Regions from separate parts of the Homo sapiens genome. Here region 2 is linked to region 1. A link is an interaction called in ENCODE POLR2A ChIA-PET data of the cell type or tissue named here. Cell type or tissue: PC-9. All regions are shown on one strand. Links, peaks and the distances in the headings refer to the core of each region. The heading gives the core; the rest is flanking DNA.

What was found. Peaks named below come from ENCODE experiments on the same cell type or tissue, not always from the same donor. Only the 100,000 strongest peaks of a DNase experiment are listed, where the experiment ranks them.
Region 2: POLR2A ChIA-PET joins it to region 1 with 9 read pairs; 4 of 35 experiments call an interaction of 5 or more read pairs at or near these places.

Annotation. Positions count from the first base shown.
Region 1 is chr2:201,692,391-201,700,662 of GRCh38, reverse strand. MPP4 (MAGUK p55 scaffold protein 4) reads left to right here and starts at 2,019. Exons shown (of 22, transcript NM_033066.3): 1 at 2,019-2,076; 2 at 6,609-6,787; 3 at 7,634-7,755. The coding sequence starts at 6,709. It overlaps ALS2 (alsin Rho guanine nucleotide exchange factor ALS2), which reads left to right. Exons shown (of 34, transcript NM_020919.4): 34 at 1-396. RefSeq lists enhancers at 388-887, 888-1,389. In PC-9, for the core only: no CTCF peak of the experiment used is centred there; DNase peaks (open chromatin) are centred at 1,942 and 2,632; H3K27ac peaks cover 715 bases.
Region 2 is chr2:201,753,697-201,761,968 of GRCh38, reverse strand. It overlaps ALS2 (alsin Rho guanine nucleotide exchange factor ALS2), which reads left to right. Exons shown (of 34, transcript NM_020919.4): 4 at 151-1,088; 5 at 4,210-4,567; 6 at 7,298-7,466. Among named protein-coding and RNA genes, the nearest start is that of ALS2, 23 kb to the left of the region's middle. In PC-9, for the core only: no CTCF peak of the experiment used is centred there; no DNase peak of the experiment used is centred there.

The sequences.
Region 1 (8,272 bases), core at 1,556-4,055:
CATGGTTTTTGCTCTACTTTATAATCAAGACAAGTGTTTATTAAAATACTGTTTTGGAATGTTGGCTGTAATGTAACAGCAATTTTCATAATAAAAGGCATTCATCTTTATGTGGTTGTTTTATGATTGTAGAAGAAATGAACAGGGCAGCCTAAAAGATGAAAGGAAACCCAGACTTAGTATTTCTTTAGCCCACATTGTAATCCATGCCTCTAAGTATTGGCCTCAAAAGTCCCTCTGGGGTTTTAGAAATCTCTGTCTTTAAAATAAACGTAAACCAATAGTTATAGCACCCTTTCTAGCAAAGAGCAAATTAACTTTCTGACCCCAATAACCCAAGGACACGGGTCTCCAAAGAAATCTATTATTTCTTTGAATAAAAAGCATATTTTGATAGTTACTCGTTATTTTTTTTCCTCCTAAACAGATCGAGGGAAGGGAAGGTGAGGCTTTAAAATTCTGCTTAGAAACGTTAGATATTAATTATCTCCCAGTTGTAATGTTTTCTCAAGAGGCCTTTCCATCTTGTTGCTGCCTCTACCAGAATGTGCCTGTCCTCTGTTGGAAGGGGACCAACCCTTAAAAATCCGTTTATGTTAAATACTTTGCATTTACATTGGAGATTGTTTTGAGTTTCTGAACAAACACATAAATAACCACATTTGCCTGGTAAAGCCAAATTTACAGAATTTCTGACTCTGGGCGGGGGTGGATAATATGTGGAAATGGACAAACAAAAACTTTGAGACAAATTGACCCATTGAGAAGATTTCCAATGATGATAGGCTGTCTCTGTTCTAAGAAAAGCCATGTTACAATTCGTCCTTTTACTGGAGTCTTGAATGAAACTGTTCAGTTACTTTGGATTCTTCCTACTATATGCTTTTCAGATAGCATATTAAAGTTATAAATTTTGAAGTGTATTGGAAGAAAAACCCTAAATCTCCAGGCCAATGTTTGTAAATAGAAGTCCTTGGCACTCCTGCAGCAGTTTACAATGGTCATTCACATGCGTAATGAATGCTTACAGCAGCCCAAGGATGCAGGTGTTATCCCCATTTCCCCCCATTTTTCAGACAAGCAGTGACCAAGATTTGCTCACTGCCAGAGCTGGGACTCCAGCCTAGAACTTCCCTACTCCCTACTTCCCTAGAAGTCCAGTGCTTTTTGCTACTACAGCTGCCAGAGATGTCATTTCATAGCTGGTTATGTATTGAAAGTTCTTAAAAGTGAGTTAAAAATGAAAATCTTATTGAAATCAAGTGCTTTTCACAAAATATGCTGTACTCAAAACACAAATGTATCACATTCCCAACTTGTGTTTTCATCTATGATGGAGAGATAAGGAAAGCCATGTGATTAATATGGGTAGAAGGGCTGAGGACCCTCTGATAATTGCCATTTGGTCTCTACCTTTTGCCTTGCTGTCAGCAATACCTTCCTCTCCTTTCTGCAATATCCCCTTCCAAATGCTCTCCCCACTGAGCACTCCCTGCAGTATTAAGTTTTCAGATAAAGAAGTAGCTCCTATCTGAGACAGAAAGCACTATTTGTTAGGTTCAGAACAGTGGCTTGGGAGGGGATTGACCAGAAGGTACTGTTTTTGATGGGTTTCTATTATTAGCTGAACAGTCTTCAGTTGTTTTCTCACCATAACATGAGAGATTTAATAAGGTTAGTAGGTTATTGGCTTATTTCCGGTCCTGCCACATTTTTTTCTTTCATTAAAAATGCTATCTTCTGTTGTGGAATGTCTGTCATCTTGAACTAATCAACAAAAATACTATGTTTTTCTGCCGTTAACTATGTGTTGGCAATTTGAGAGAAAATACTAGAATGTAGGTTTGAAAATGATACAAATTAGACTTCAAGGAATACTTAAGAAGATTTGTGGCAGGAAAGGCTTGTGAGTAATTTAGTTGTTAGGCTGGGTTAGGCATCTGTGGATTACATCAAAGAGGATGTGCAGAGATTTTATCGGGAGCAGTGAGGTGACTTTGGCAGCTAACAGGCCACTAGTATCCTACTAAAGCTTTTGTCTGGATAGGAGCAACATGCATGTTTACAGTCTTGCAGGTAAGAGACCTTGGCAAATAATCCTCAGTTACCAGAAGATGTATCCATAACTGCCTAGCTTGCCTGTCAGTTTTTAATAGCTAAAGATATAAATCTGGGTAATCTAACTCAAATGGCTTAGTTTCATTTTAACTCAAATGATATGGGGAATTTTATGATCTTGAAAGAGCAGGTTTTGCTTCGAGAAGCCATTTCTTCAGTATGGAATAATGAGTTGTCAGGAAGATTGAGTACAATGGGCATTTGCCCTGGTCCTAATCAACAGCATTTGGACCCAGAGGAAGCCAGCTATTTTTGTAAGGGCCATTTCTCATCATTAAGTTTCCAAGTGCTTTTTTAGGGTTTGTCTAGTAAAAAGCACTATTTTGAAAAACAAGCATAGTAAGGGTAGGGGGTTGTGGCATTTAATAGTACGTTTTAAAAAGCTAATGGAAATACTTTTAAAACAAGATTTAGGACAAATTCCTTAGGCATCAGTCACACTAATGCATCTTCTGAGTCAAGAACTGGCTATCCTTTCTGTGTACTCAGTCCGGAATTGCATGTGGTGGGTGCTTACTTATTTGCAGTCTCAATCAAGAATTCTCACTCTCAAGATAGCAGAAATAGATAAGCTTCAACTGACAAATTTGGTACAGAAGTCATGGAAAGGAAGGTAAGTCTTTTGCCAGGCATCATGCCAGGCATCAGCATCTTTCAGGACTAAGGAAACAAAAGAGGAAAACTCGATTTTACTACATGTTAACTCTACTGAATACCTCCTTGAATGTCAGATTCCTTATCTGTAAAACAAAGGTTTTGCATTTGATTATCTCTAAGATCCGCTTCTGCCCCCAGTTTTAAAGTTTGATAGGGAAAGAGGTTTAAGTCAGGATACCAGGCCAGGGAGGAAAGGAAGGGAGGGCACAGGCCTCTGGAGTTCAGCTGCCTCCCCCATTAGGATTGAAGTCCCAGCTGCTGGCTACTGCCTTGAGGGAGGTATCAGCCTTTTACTTCTGGATCTTGGCCTCTCCTTGTTCTACCCCTTCCCAACAACAACTGAACATACCAAGTGCTTGCTATGGCCCAAGCACTGTTGCAGGTGAAGCTGCAGCATGAACAAGATAAGCAACATCTCTGCTCCCCAGGCCCTCTGCAGACATGACACCTGCGGGAGACAGACACTGAGCAAGCCAGTGGATACAAGAACTGGGAAAATGAGAAGTGCTATGAGGGCAAGAAGTTGCAACTGTTTTCTTAGCTACCTGGAGGGAGGGAAAATCATTTTCTGGAAGTTTTTTTCTATGAGTTTTGTCTTAGCTTTGGCTGTCATAACAAAGTACCATAGACAGTGGCTTAAACAACAGAAATGTATTTTCTCATACAGTTCTGGAGGCTGGAAGTTGAAGATTGGGATGCCAGCATGGTTGGGTTCTTGCGAGGGTTCTCTTCCTGGCTTTCAGATGGCCGCGTTTTCACTGTGCCATCATCTGGCAGGGAGAGAGAGAACACATGAACTCTGATGGCTCTTACCCAGACGCTAATGACATCTTGAGGCCTCTACCTCATGACCTTAACCCAGTTACCTCCCAAAGGCCCCATCTTCAAATGCCATCAACAATGGGGATTAGGGCTTCAACATCTGAATTGGGGGTGGGGACACAACATTCAGTCCACCATAAATTTGTCATAGGAACCTGAAGATGAGGAGCCAAGCACAGTTTTTAGAATTTGCATAAGTTGTAGATTACTGTAATTATTGTTTTTGCCTCTATGGCTGAGAAACTTTGGGTCAAAACGAGCCTTTTAGAATGTATGAATTAGTTATCTAGGTAGCCCTGAAGTTGGCTCTAGATTTATTAGAAGCTATTTTAACCATTGCATTCACTCAAGAAACCACCGCCTATCTGTGAAGCACAGTCTATCTGTAAAGCTCCCTCACAATAAATTCATCTCAGAAATATGTAGTCTCTAGTGTGTGCCCCCAACTGCTGAATGGGTAGGCCTAGCTCAGCACAGTCATTCGGGCATTAAATATGGCAGAAATGTGGTCCACCTCATGACGTGCAAACAACAGTTGGCTTGTTTAATCTGCACTGCTTTGCCAAGGACGTGTGATTTGTGAGGTGCTGGAGGGGAACCAATTTTAAGAGTCAGCCTGAGTGTCAGCCTCATCTGTCTGCTCTGACTTTTGTCTGCTCTCTAGCAGGCACTCCATCTCCCTTTTCAATTTTCTACCCTGGAAGTGCTCCCCTCCAGGGAGGAAGATGAGTCAGATATGCAGCTGTGATGCTAAATGATTCAATAGAGTCAAAAACAACACAGAACACAGGAAAACGCATTGTTTAATCTGACTCAATTACAAGTGGGCAAGGTAGGTGATGGAGGGCAAGTCAAAAGCATAACGATGTCAAGCTTTGGTAGAACCTAGCAAACCGGAAGACTTCAGGGTGTTTGGAAAGGAATGTGTAGGGGAAAGTTGTCTAAAATGCTGTAACAGCTTTCTGTGTTGCTCTTCTCACTGCCTTAGAATTTAGAGTCAAAATAATAATGATCTTTTCTTCTTTTAGATAGCCTTCCTGGCTTCAACCCACAATCAGTCTAGATTCTAGACAGTGGTTCTCAACCCTATCAGAGTCAATACTCCAGTCTTTAACAACTAATTTGAAGTGTTCCTTTTATAACAAAAACCTTAATGTATTCTTTATTGTCCTACTATAACAATGTTGTTGGTCCCTACCCCCACCGCATACCCCTTGGTTGTTACCATTTTGGTGCACTCTGAGCCCACTCCAGCTGCTAGCCCCTCCACTTCCTATCCGAAGGTATACATGTTGCATGCTGGAAGAGTCAGAAATAATGCTCTCTGGGAAGAGCTCTTAACCTGTTGGCTCTAACAGGGGCCAAGAGAGTGAGGGTATTTATATACCAAGGTTGCCATTGGTGTATAAAAACCCTCATGTTGCCATTGGTGTGTAAATACTCTCACTCCCTTGGCCCCTGTTCCCCCGTGGGATTAAGCTCTAGTTGCCTACAGTGGTTACTTCTTGATGACAACCTATTACTGGCTTTTTCACCTTCCCTGCCTCAATACCCTACTCCCCATTGTATATTAAACCAGTGCAAAAGTGTCTTGTGTTTATATGTAAAGAAAAGTTGGCGTCTGGATTCAGATAACTACAGGTTTTATTGTTTTTCAGTGACATGATAGTTCAGTGGGACATTTGAAAGCTATACAGGGCATGAGGCGATTCTTCACTGTGTAGGGCAACTTGTGGAAAACTTTGCTTAAAGAGCAGTAGGCATATTTTCTTTGCCCGTGTTTTCTTAATCCCTTCCTCCCCTACCCTGTTGGCCGAAATGTAGGCGTGATGACTGGAGCTGCAGCTGCCATCTTGGAGCAGGTAGACAGAACCATGCTACACCCTAGGGTGACAGAGCAGTAGCCGGAAGGAACCTATTCCCTGAGGACTTCGTGGAGCAAGGCTGCCCTATTAGCCCTGGATTCTCTCTGTCTCTGAACTTTCACACGAACAAGATATAAACTACTCTGCTAAGCCAAAATTATTCTGGGTTTCTACTTCTTGAAACTAAATCTACCTAAAGCAATACCAAAAATAAACATTAAAATAAGCATTTCAAACTAGTTTTCAAAGACTGGTATTAAATCTGATAGGGTTAAGAAAACTGTCTAGGCCAGGTGCGATGGCTCACACCTATTATCCCAGTGCTTAGAGAAGCCAAGGTGGGAAGATTGCCCAGAAGTTGGAGACCAGCCTGGGCAACATAGTGAGACCCCATCTCTACAAGAAGTTAAAAATTAGCCGAGTGTGGTGGCACATGCCTATGGTCCCAGATACTCAAGAGGCTGAGGTAGCAGGATGATTTGAACCTAAGAGGTCGAGGGTGCATGATCATGAGCCATGATCATGCCACCACACTTCAGCCTAAGCAACAGAGTGAGACCCTGTCTCAAAAAAAAAAAAAAAAAAAAAAAAAGGGAAAAAGAAAACTGTCCAGACTCTATACAAATTGTAGGATTGAGCCAGGAAAGCACTCTAGAAACAAAACAAAACAACAGATCGTTACAGTGTTGTCTCTAAATTCCAAGAGTGTGCCTCAGTAATAACCCATAATTCTTGCAACTGTGACCAGACCAGCTAGTTCTTCTATGAAGAACTATAAGGTGCAATGAGAGGAAATGGGGCACCTGAGTGGAGCTGGTCCACGCAAGACTTTTCTGAGCTCTAATGATGGGTAAAGTCAACTGGGTAAAGAGGTGGAAGATAAATAAATATAGTATTTGTCATTTACTTCTAAAAAGTGGGTAGGTGTGGTTTCTAGGAAATCAATTCTTCTGAAAGGCTAAAAAATGTGTTTAAAACATGGAGTTAGGGGGAGCATTTTATGCAATAGTCGTTTTCTCTTTCACGCCACTGGTGATGGTTAAGAGTAGGCACCACAGGGGAAGACTGTGTTTCATTTGATGTGTATCCCAGTGTGTAGCACAGGGCCTGGCTTGCTGAGGAAATGCTATTGAAAATATATTCCAGTGTGCTGAGAGCTGGTGGCCAGTGGGACTGAGTGAGCTGTGTGCCGTGTATTGACCCGCTTCCTAGTCCTGAATTCCTTTCAGAAGCTCCGGCAGGGAGGATGATACAGTCAGACAAAGGAGCAGATCCACCAGACAAGAAGGACATGAAGCTTTCTACAGCCACCAATCCACAGAATGGTATGTGTCACCAGGACTCCTTTTCTAGACCAGAAAGTAATATCACCTCTGACATGTGATCAAATGAATAGGCAGAAATCCTGACAGACTTACTGTGATCCCTATGAGGATCTTGTACATTTTTGGTTGCACTACTGCCCTACCAGTGATAACTTTAAGAACAAATTTCAAGCCAGGAAGGAAATAAATGGACATGATGGATTCAAAACCTTTTTTTCCCTTACCTGACAATGTTTTATGTAAAACTTAGAACTTCTTAAGTTGTTCACATTCAGAATATCACTACAACACTGTGAAAATACTGTCAAAAAATAGAATATTCACTAAAATCTGTTTAGAGACCCTTTAATCAGGAGAATACTGAGCTTTGCATTAAATCTATTGGGAGTTAGAATTTTTCAATATCACTCTCAATAAGAATTTTTTGAGAGGATGAAATGACTCTTATGTTTGAGTTAGAGAAAGAGGATACAGAACACAAGTAGATAATTTTGGGATAAACGACAGGCTGGTAAGATGGGGGAGGGGAAAGCAATCATTTTCCTTTCATGACATCTTACATCTGCACATCACGATCTATTATTTTACTCAGTGTTAAGAACAACACTATGACAAAGCTAGCACCTTCTCATCTTGGGCAAAGAAACTGGGTTTCGGATAGCTATGTGACTTTGTGACGTTCACAAAGTAAGAGGTGGAACAGGGCTTGAAGTCAGATCTTTTGGCCTGAGATCCAGTGTCATTTCCACTCCTGGTGAGACCCCATGGCATGCCCCAGCTATCTGAGTTGCCTTTCACATTTACACCCGCACCTGCCACCCCATCTCTGCTCTCTTCCTTTCCTAGGCCTCTCCCAGATCCTGAGGCTTGTGCTGCAAGAGCTGAGTCTGTTCTACGGCAGAGATGTGAATGGAGTGTGTCTCTTGTACGATCTCCTCCACTCGCCGTGGCTTCAGGCTCTGCTAAAGGTGAGTGCTTCTTTGCTCGGAAGCCTTTGCTTGCTGAAGGGGTTGTGGGGAGTGTGTAGAAAATGACAGCTTCAGTCCATTCAGGCTGGATAGTGGAATAGTTTATAAACAACAGAAATTGATATCTCACAGTTCTGTAGGCCAGGAAGTCCAAAATCCAGTCGGCAGCAGATTCAGTGTCTTTTGAGGGCTCCCTCTCTGGTTCCTAAATGGTAACTTCTTGCTATGTCCTCACATAATGGAAGGGGCTAGCCAGCTCTCTTGGGGTCTCTTGTATAAGGGCATTAATTCCATATTCATGAGGGCAGAGCCCTGATGACCTATCGGCTCCCAAAGACCTTACCTATTTTTTTTTTTTTTTTTTGAGACAGAGTCTCACTCTGTTGCCCAGGCTGGAATGCGCTGGCCTGATCTCAACTCACTGCAACCTCCGCCTCCCAGCTTCAAGCGATTCTCCTGCCTCAGCCTCCTGAGTAGCTGGGATTACAGGCACCCACCACCACACTTGGCTCATTTT
Region 2 (8,272 bases), core at 5,723-8,222, 57 kb before region 1:
GCTTGAACCAGATTTCTACAACTGCTTTTGAAAATTTAAAAAGAAAATCCAATTTGGTTAAATCTATAGGGGACTAAAAGTTTGCTGTTAAAATTTTTAGTTAATTCACTAACCCTTTTTTTTTTCTTTTTTCTTTTTTTTAACCTTCAGATGGTGAGGTCTACAGCTTTGGGACTCTTCCCTGGAGAAGTGGACCAGTGGAGATTTGTCCAAGTAGCCCCATTCTAGAAAATGCCCTGGTTGGGCAATATGTTATTACTGTGGCAACAGGAAGCTTCCATAGTGGAGCAGTGACAGACAATGGTGTCGCGTACATGTGGGGAGAGAATTCTGCTGGCCAGTGTGCAGTAGCCAACCAGCAGTATGTGCCGGAACCAAATCCTGTCAGCATTGCTGATTCTGAGGCCAGCCCTTTGTTAGCAGTCAGGATTTTACAGTTGGCGTGTGGCGAGGAGCACACTCTGGCATTGTCAATAAGCAGAGAGATTTGGGCATGGGGTACCGGTTGTCAGTTGGGTCTCATTACCACTGCCTTCCCAGTGACAAAGCCGCAAAAGGTAGAACATCTTGCTGGGCGAGTGGTGCTTCAAGTTGCCTGTGGTGCTTTCCACAGCTTAGCCCTTGTACAATGCCTCCCTTCCCAGGATCTGAAGCCAGTCCCAGAACGATGCAACCAGTGCAGCCAGCTCTTGATTACTATGACTGACAAAGAAGACCATGTGATTATATCAGACAGTCATTGTTGCCCATTAGGTGTGACACTGACAGAATCTCAGGCAGAAAACCATGCCAGCACTGCTCTCAGCCCCTCCACTGAAACCCTTGACAGGCAGGAAGAAGTATTTGAGAACACTCTTGTAGCAAATGATCAGTCTGTTGCTACTGAACTGAATGCAGTAAGTGCTCAGATCACAAGCAGCGATGCCATGTCCTCTCAACAAAATGTCATGGGAACAACTGAAATTTCCTCTGCCAGAAACATACCATCATACCCTGACACCCAAGCAGTCAATGAATACCTACGGAAACTGTCAGATCATTCAGTAAGAGAGGACTCAGAGCATGGTGAAAAGCCAGTGCCATCTCAGGTACCTGCTCAATTTTATAAAATAAAAGTGTGTCTAGAGTTGAACTGTATGGGCTTTTCTTTAGAAACTTTAAAATGAGTAAGGCTTGGTAGCATTTTTTATTTTTTGAGTTTGATTATAATTTTGTTTTATCAGGCAAGCCTAGATAAAGGAAAGAACCTGGATTAATTCAAAATCACTCTTTATGTTTGTTCTGGCCCTTTATGATATTGAAAGGTGTCATGTTGGGCTTGTTTTATAAGTAGGAGCATTTCATTTTTTTTTCTTGCTAGTACTTTTTTTCTATGGCTAAAGTACTGAATTTTGGTGGGCCCTGAATAGTTTAATATAACTAGAGATTCACAAAGATTCTTCTTACTTGTGTTTGTAACACTCTTCAGAATTCTGTAGAGAAAAGTCTTTTCCTTCTTTAACAGGGAAGATTGTTTTGTGGCAGATCCTTCAATTGTAGGCAGATTTAAAACTTACAGGCAATTACATGTTTCAGTTTTTTTCAATTATAGCTGTGGTCCTTACTGGGCTTAATTTGAAGAGGTGGCTAATATTTTATCTTTTTGTTTGTTTGTTTTTGAGATGGGGTCTTGCTCTGTCACCCAGGCTGGAGTGCAGTAATGCGATTGTGGCTCACTGCAGCCTCGATCTCCCAGGTTCAAGCGATCCTCCCATTTCAGCCTTCCAAGTAGCTGGGACTATACACATGCCACCACACCTGCTGATTTTATTTTTAAGTAGAGTAGAGCCTGTTGCCCAGGCTCATCTCAAACTCCTGAGCTCAAGCAATCCTCCCACCTCAGCCTCCCAAAGTGTTGAGATTACAGGCATGAGCCATCATGCCCAGCCTATTTTATATATCTTATTAAAACTATTTTCATTTTGAAGATTTGTGGTAGAATGAACAAAAGTTGTTTATCAGTAGCACATGGTAAAGTTTGAGTTCCCGCTTAAACTAAATTGTTTTAAAAGGATTATTTCTGTGTTTTACTCTTAGTGTGGCCTTTTGATTTTGCTTTACCAAAACTGTAAGAAAACAAAACAAAAGATCATACTCATAAAAGATCTGTCCTGCAGTGTTTCTTTTTAGGTTTTTGAAACCACATAGCCTCTTGATTCTCAATTCTTATTGTTTACTCTGTCAGAATGTGAACATGAAGGTATTTTTAGAAATAGTCTTTATTTCACAATCTATTCACTGAAACTTGTGGGTATTTGAATTTTTAAAAAAATCAAGGATAAGCTGTTTGGAGAAAGGTATTATAAAGTCTGAACAAAGCAAAAGTAGTAGTTTAACAAGAATGCATGTAGAAAATTCTTAGACTGTACATGCTTATCACATTTTACTTACTTTGTTAAACATTGGAAGTTTTTGTTACTTATGCTAGTAACAATGTGTGTGTTTCTATTGAATTAAATTTAATTTATTTAAATTAAATGTGTGTTTCTATTACATTTAATTTATTCTTTGTAAATAACATCTCAATCATACAGCTAATTCACAAGGAATTTATTTGTTTTAGGGCAAGTTTTTTCTCTTCTGGCGAGATATAACTGAGACTCTCTCACTTGGGAAATAAACCAAAGTATTACTGGTTGACTGGAACTCCTAAAATTATATATTTCATCAAAATTGCTAATTATGTTTTTTGTAGGGGAGGGCTTATTACTATATTTTTAAATATAATTAAGTAGAAGGAGCCAGTTAGAACAGTAGTTCAAGGTTTATATAAGGTAGAGTTTTGTGACTTTGCTGTACCTAGTGGTTAAGAACCCCCTAAAATAGTTACCTCTAAATACCATCACTGCTTATGTAAGGAGCCTTTGTAAACAAAAAGTGGACATAGTGACACTAGTTCTTCTGAACAAGCTATCGTGGGAGCTGTATCACCAAAGAAGTAATAGGCTTTGTATTTCTTTTTCGTTTTATTAAGTATATTTGTTTATTGACTATTTACAGACTAATTTGCATGGAAATAGCTCTTTTGAATTTAGCGTTTAATTCAACAAAATGTTTTGAGTACTTACATGTCAGGCACTTCGCTAGGTACCAGGAATTATTTCCTTTAGGAAGTCAGATGCCAATGTTAAAATATACAAACAAACACACACACACACACACACACACATGCGCACACACACACATTATATTTGTATTTTAGTTTAGGACAAATGAAGGAATGTGTATATTCCCTTTGAGATCTTTGGGTACAATAAGAAGCAAATTTTTCAATATGATCTATGCTGATGAGCTGAAAGCTTTTTTATGTGTTTGGTAGGTACATTTAATGACCTTCCTTTTTAGGGAACAATGATGTTTGACAGCTTAGAGTAAATTTCAACTGATTTTTTCATTAAGATATCAGAAAACTTTAGTTTGACTTTCTAGTACACTTCTAGAATCACACTAAGAACACTGGTTCCAAATGTTTAATTATTAACCTACCACATTTGCCATCTGTGGTAGCAAGAGCAAAGGTAATCCTACAGCTTTTCTAGCCCCTGGGTCATAGAAAATAACTCATTGATGAGCCAGTAAAGGCACTCGAGTTGAGCATAATTTGGGAGATGATAGGTTACAGGTATAACTTATTTTTCCATCTCCATATGCTATATCTAAATTTCAATTTATAAAGCATTTCAGGGAAAGCTTTTTTTTTCTTCATAAAATCTAATTTTTTTCCTGCCACTTCTAGGTAGTAGTCTGTATAAATTTTCCTGAAAGGGATCAATAATGAAATTTGCATTTTTTCAATCTTCTGTCCAGGGCTGTCACAGTGCACTTGGCATTAAAGGCAGTGTTTTCCATGCCTTTTCTTCTCCCTCCCTTTTTACTGTGTTTAATTTTATAAAAGCAGCCGAGGCTTATTTTGAAATACCATAGAAAAACACAACATCTAGACAAAAGGAAGTACTTTGGAGAAGGAACTGTATTTTGAGTACTCATTTCCATTTAATGTGTTAACTCCATGATCAAGAAGAGAATACCTTTAGTTGAAGATGAAGAGAACTTCTGTCGTTTTAGATTCTTACATGCAAATAGCGATGGATATTAGCCTTTCTTTTTATTGATTGCTTGTTGCATAAGGGATTATATTTTTATATAATTTTTTATGTGTGTATATTTTAGCCTCTTTTAGAAGAAGCAATTCCTAATCTCCACAGCCCGCCTACCACAAGCACCTCAGCCCTAAACAGCCTGGTGGTCTCTTGTGCATCTGCTGTTGGTGTGAGAGTGGCTGCTACTTATGAAGCTGGTGCCTTGTCACTGAAGAAAGTTATGAACTTTTATAGTACAACCCCTTGTGAAACTGGAGCTCAGGCAGGCAGTAGTGCCATTGGCCCCGAAGGTTTGAAAGATAGCAGGGAAGAACAGGTTAAACAGGAATCAATGCAAGGAAAGAAAAGTTCAAGTCTTGTGGATATCAGAGAAGAAGAAACAGAGGGAGGCAGTCGAAGACTCTCCCTCCCTGGATTGTTGTCACAAGGTAAGGAAATAACTAGGTTTTGTGAATTGACTTTTGGGGAATCCAGGATGCTCCTGACATCGCATGCTGTATTATTAAAAAAGCTGTCCTAATTATGAAGCTGACATATTCAAATGTGAATATTTATTTAATGGTGGTTTTAAAAGAAAGTTACATGTTTATCTGCTTTAGATATCACTATAAAGTTAGAACGTCACTTTTTCTTGATGTTTGCTCCTGCTTATGAACCTTATTGTGAATCTTATTTTATTGTTCTGGAGTGTTACAGTACCCTTCTTATTTCCTAATTGGGACCGATACTCCAGATCGATGAGGTTGGAGATGCGACCATTGGATAAGTGAATTACTGTACTTGACTTGAAAGAGGAGAGAATTCTTAAGCTTCAAGAAGAGAAAATTTCATTTTCTGAGACCATAGGCAATAAACTTTTTAGAATATTATGCAGTTGGTTCTTCTCCTTTTCTCAATCAGTTCAGCAGTCTCAGCCATCTGGACTTAATGCTTCTCAAGAGTGGCCTGCAGACCAGCAGCATCAGCAGCATCTGGGAACTTGTTACAAACGCAGACTCTCAGGTTCCACTCTCGACTTACTGAATCAAAACATGCATTAGAGCAAGGTCCCCCAGGTGATTAGTATGCACACTAAAGTCTGAGAAGCATTTGATGAGACCAGGATTTGGCAGACTTTTTCTGTAAAGAGCCAAAGAGAAATATTTTAAGGTTTGTAGGACATCCTGTCTCTGTGACAACTACTCAGCTACGCTGTGGTTATGTAAAAGCAGCCAGAGACAATATGTAATGAATGAGTGAAGCTATATCCCAACAAAACTTTATTTACAAAAACATATGGTAGGCCCTGTTTGGCCATGGGCTATAATTGACCAACTCCTGGTTTACATGATTTTGTGCAAAGCTCAAAAGTTAGGAATTCTAGACTGTACTAAAACTTACCTTTTTTACTCTGCACCTGTTTCTCCCCTTGTTCTACTTACTGAACACTCTTGTGCCACTCTTAATTCTCATTACCACCAGATTTTCCTCTACACAAATAAAACTTAAGTCATGATTAATGTGAATATATATGTATATATATATAATATATATGATGTATAAGAAGGCCTATGATCTCTATTAAATCTGAAGGAGAATCTTGCACCAAACTTTTCTTATTCTTAAGTGTCCTTTAGCATTTTAAGTATATAAATATATTTGCAATCTCTTTGAACTACAAATGTGGAATATTTTTTCATATCATTACATCATGAATCCCACTAATAGACTTATATCCTATGGTTAAATTTTACTTAGTAACCTAAAGTATCTTTCGAAAAATTTTACATGTACTCTTTTCCCCCTCTCTAAGAATTATCTGGAGTACATCCTTGAGGAATCTTCAAGTAGGTTTATTTGAGTCTCCGTATGCATAGAAACGATACATTCACCAGAAAAGATGTTGATATTAGGCAGTGATGATCACTTTCTTGTGGCCCTCAAGTTAATGACCTAATGACTAAGTCTCTACTGAGTGACATTTGATGATTTTCTTCAAATCTTATCCTGGCATCAAACACTATTCACATAGTGTTGTGTGTGTTTGATGTAATTTTGAACACTATAAAAGATGGCAATGTTCTTTTAAAACATTTTTTAACATCTCTGTAAAATAATTTGAAATAGGCAAGTACAAAAGCTTTTTAGTATATCCCTTTCATAATCTTTTTCCCGTCTCAGAAATGTTTACATTTTATAGCTAAAATGAATTCTTTATTACAATTATTCATAATATATTTCAACTTAGACCTTGACTTAGAAAGGCTTTTTGTGTTTTAAGAGATGGGAGCCGGGCACAGTGGCTCACACCTGTAATCCCAGCACTTTGGGAGGCCAAGGCAGGAGGATTACTTGAGATCAGGAGTTTGAGAACAGCCTGGCCAGTATGGCAAAACCCTGTCTCTACTAAGAATACAAAAATTAGCTGGGTGTGGTGGTGCATGCCTGTAATCCTAGCTACTCAGGAGGCTGAGGCAGGAGAATCACTTGAACCCAGGAAGCAGAGGTTCCTGCGAGCCGAGATCATGCCATTACACTCCAGCCTGGATGACAAGAGCGAAACTCCGTCTCAAGAAAAAAAAAAGAGACAGTGTCTTGCTATGTTGCCCAGGCTGGAGTGCAGTGGGTATTCACAGATGTAGTCATAACACACTATAACCTCAAACTCCTGTGCTCAAGGAATCCTTCCATCTCAGCCTCCTGAGTAGCTAGGACTACAGCCACTTTGCCTGGCTCGTTAATTTTTGTTTTCAAATGAGAAAAGTATTTGTCAGCCTTAGTATAGTATTTTGTTCAGCATATTCTTTAGAATACAAGTTCTATAGGATGTCACTAGATGTTGTACAGAAAAGGTTTCTGTGGCTAAATGTTTGGAATTCCAGCTGGGTTAAACATATTTAAACAGGGCTTTTATTTACAGGATTTGTCACCACCTTCAGTGTGTGCTAATGTGTGTGTGAATCTCTGCAGAGGAGGTAGTGGGAGGATAGATTGTAGCAGTGAGTATTTACCAATTTCATTTGACTAACAGGTCCCCTTTTCTACAGAGAGCCTCTAGAATATGCTTCAAAAATACCATTGGTGGCGTATGTTTTTGAAAATCTTAAGTTTGTCCAAATGATATGTTTTCTTACCCTCTGGACTCCCACTCCTTCACCCCACGTCTGGTTGGTTTTCAGTTTCCCCCAGGCTCTTAAGAAAGGCTGCACGGGTGAAAACGAGGACAGTGGTTCTGACCCCCACATACAGTGGAGAAGCAGATGCGCTCCTGCCTTCTCTGAGAACAGAAGTGTGGACCTGGGGGAAAGGGAAGGAAGGGCAGCTGGGGCACGGCGATGTTCTGCCTAGGTAAGCGCTACCAACATTTACCGATAGAAGTTGGCTTAAACAAATAATCTCTCTCCTGGGAAGGTCTCTAAATCTCACTTTCCTCATAGAGGAAATCTGGGCTCTTCTAGCTTCAGATTATTACACACCATTAACTCTGATAAAAAGCTGTCACTTTACTCTTGAATTTGTTCTTAACAGTAAAGGACTTGGCCAGGCCTGGTGGCTCACACCTTTAATCCTAGTGCTTTGGAAGACTGAGGCAGGTGGATCACCTGAGGTCAGGAGTTTGAGACCAGGCTGGCCAACATGGCAAAACCCAGTCTCTACTAAAAATACAAAAATTAGCTGGGCATGGTGGTGGGCTCCTATAATTCCAGCTACTCAGGAGGCTGAGGCAGGAGAATCGCTTGAATCTGGGAAGGGCAGAGGTTGCAGTAAGCTGAGATTGTGCCACTTCACTTCAGCCTGGGCAAAAGAATGAAACTCTTATCTCAAAAAAAAAAAAAGGAAAAGAAAAAAAAAGCAGTAAAAGACTTAAGTATCCATGGTGCGCTTTTCCATATCTTCTTCAATGTGTGTTCATCTTGGAGTACAGAAAGGGGTGTTGGGATAAGATTATATTTCACTGGAAGACAGGAATGGCTCAGATTTTTAATTGATGAAAAAGAGGCCCCCACCTGTCACATAGGAAAAGAAAAGAGCCAACAGTTTTTTTTGTTTTGTTTTTTAACCTGAAAGATGTCTCTGCCACTGCCAAAATAACTATAATTCAAACATCAGACTATGTCTATTCACATATATTAGGGTAAAACTGGCATTTTGTT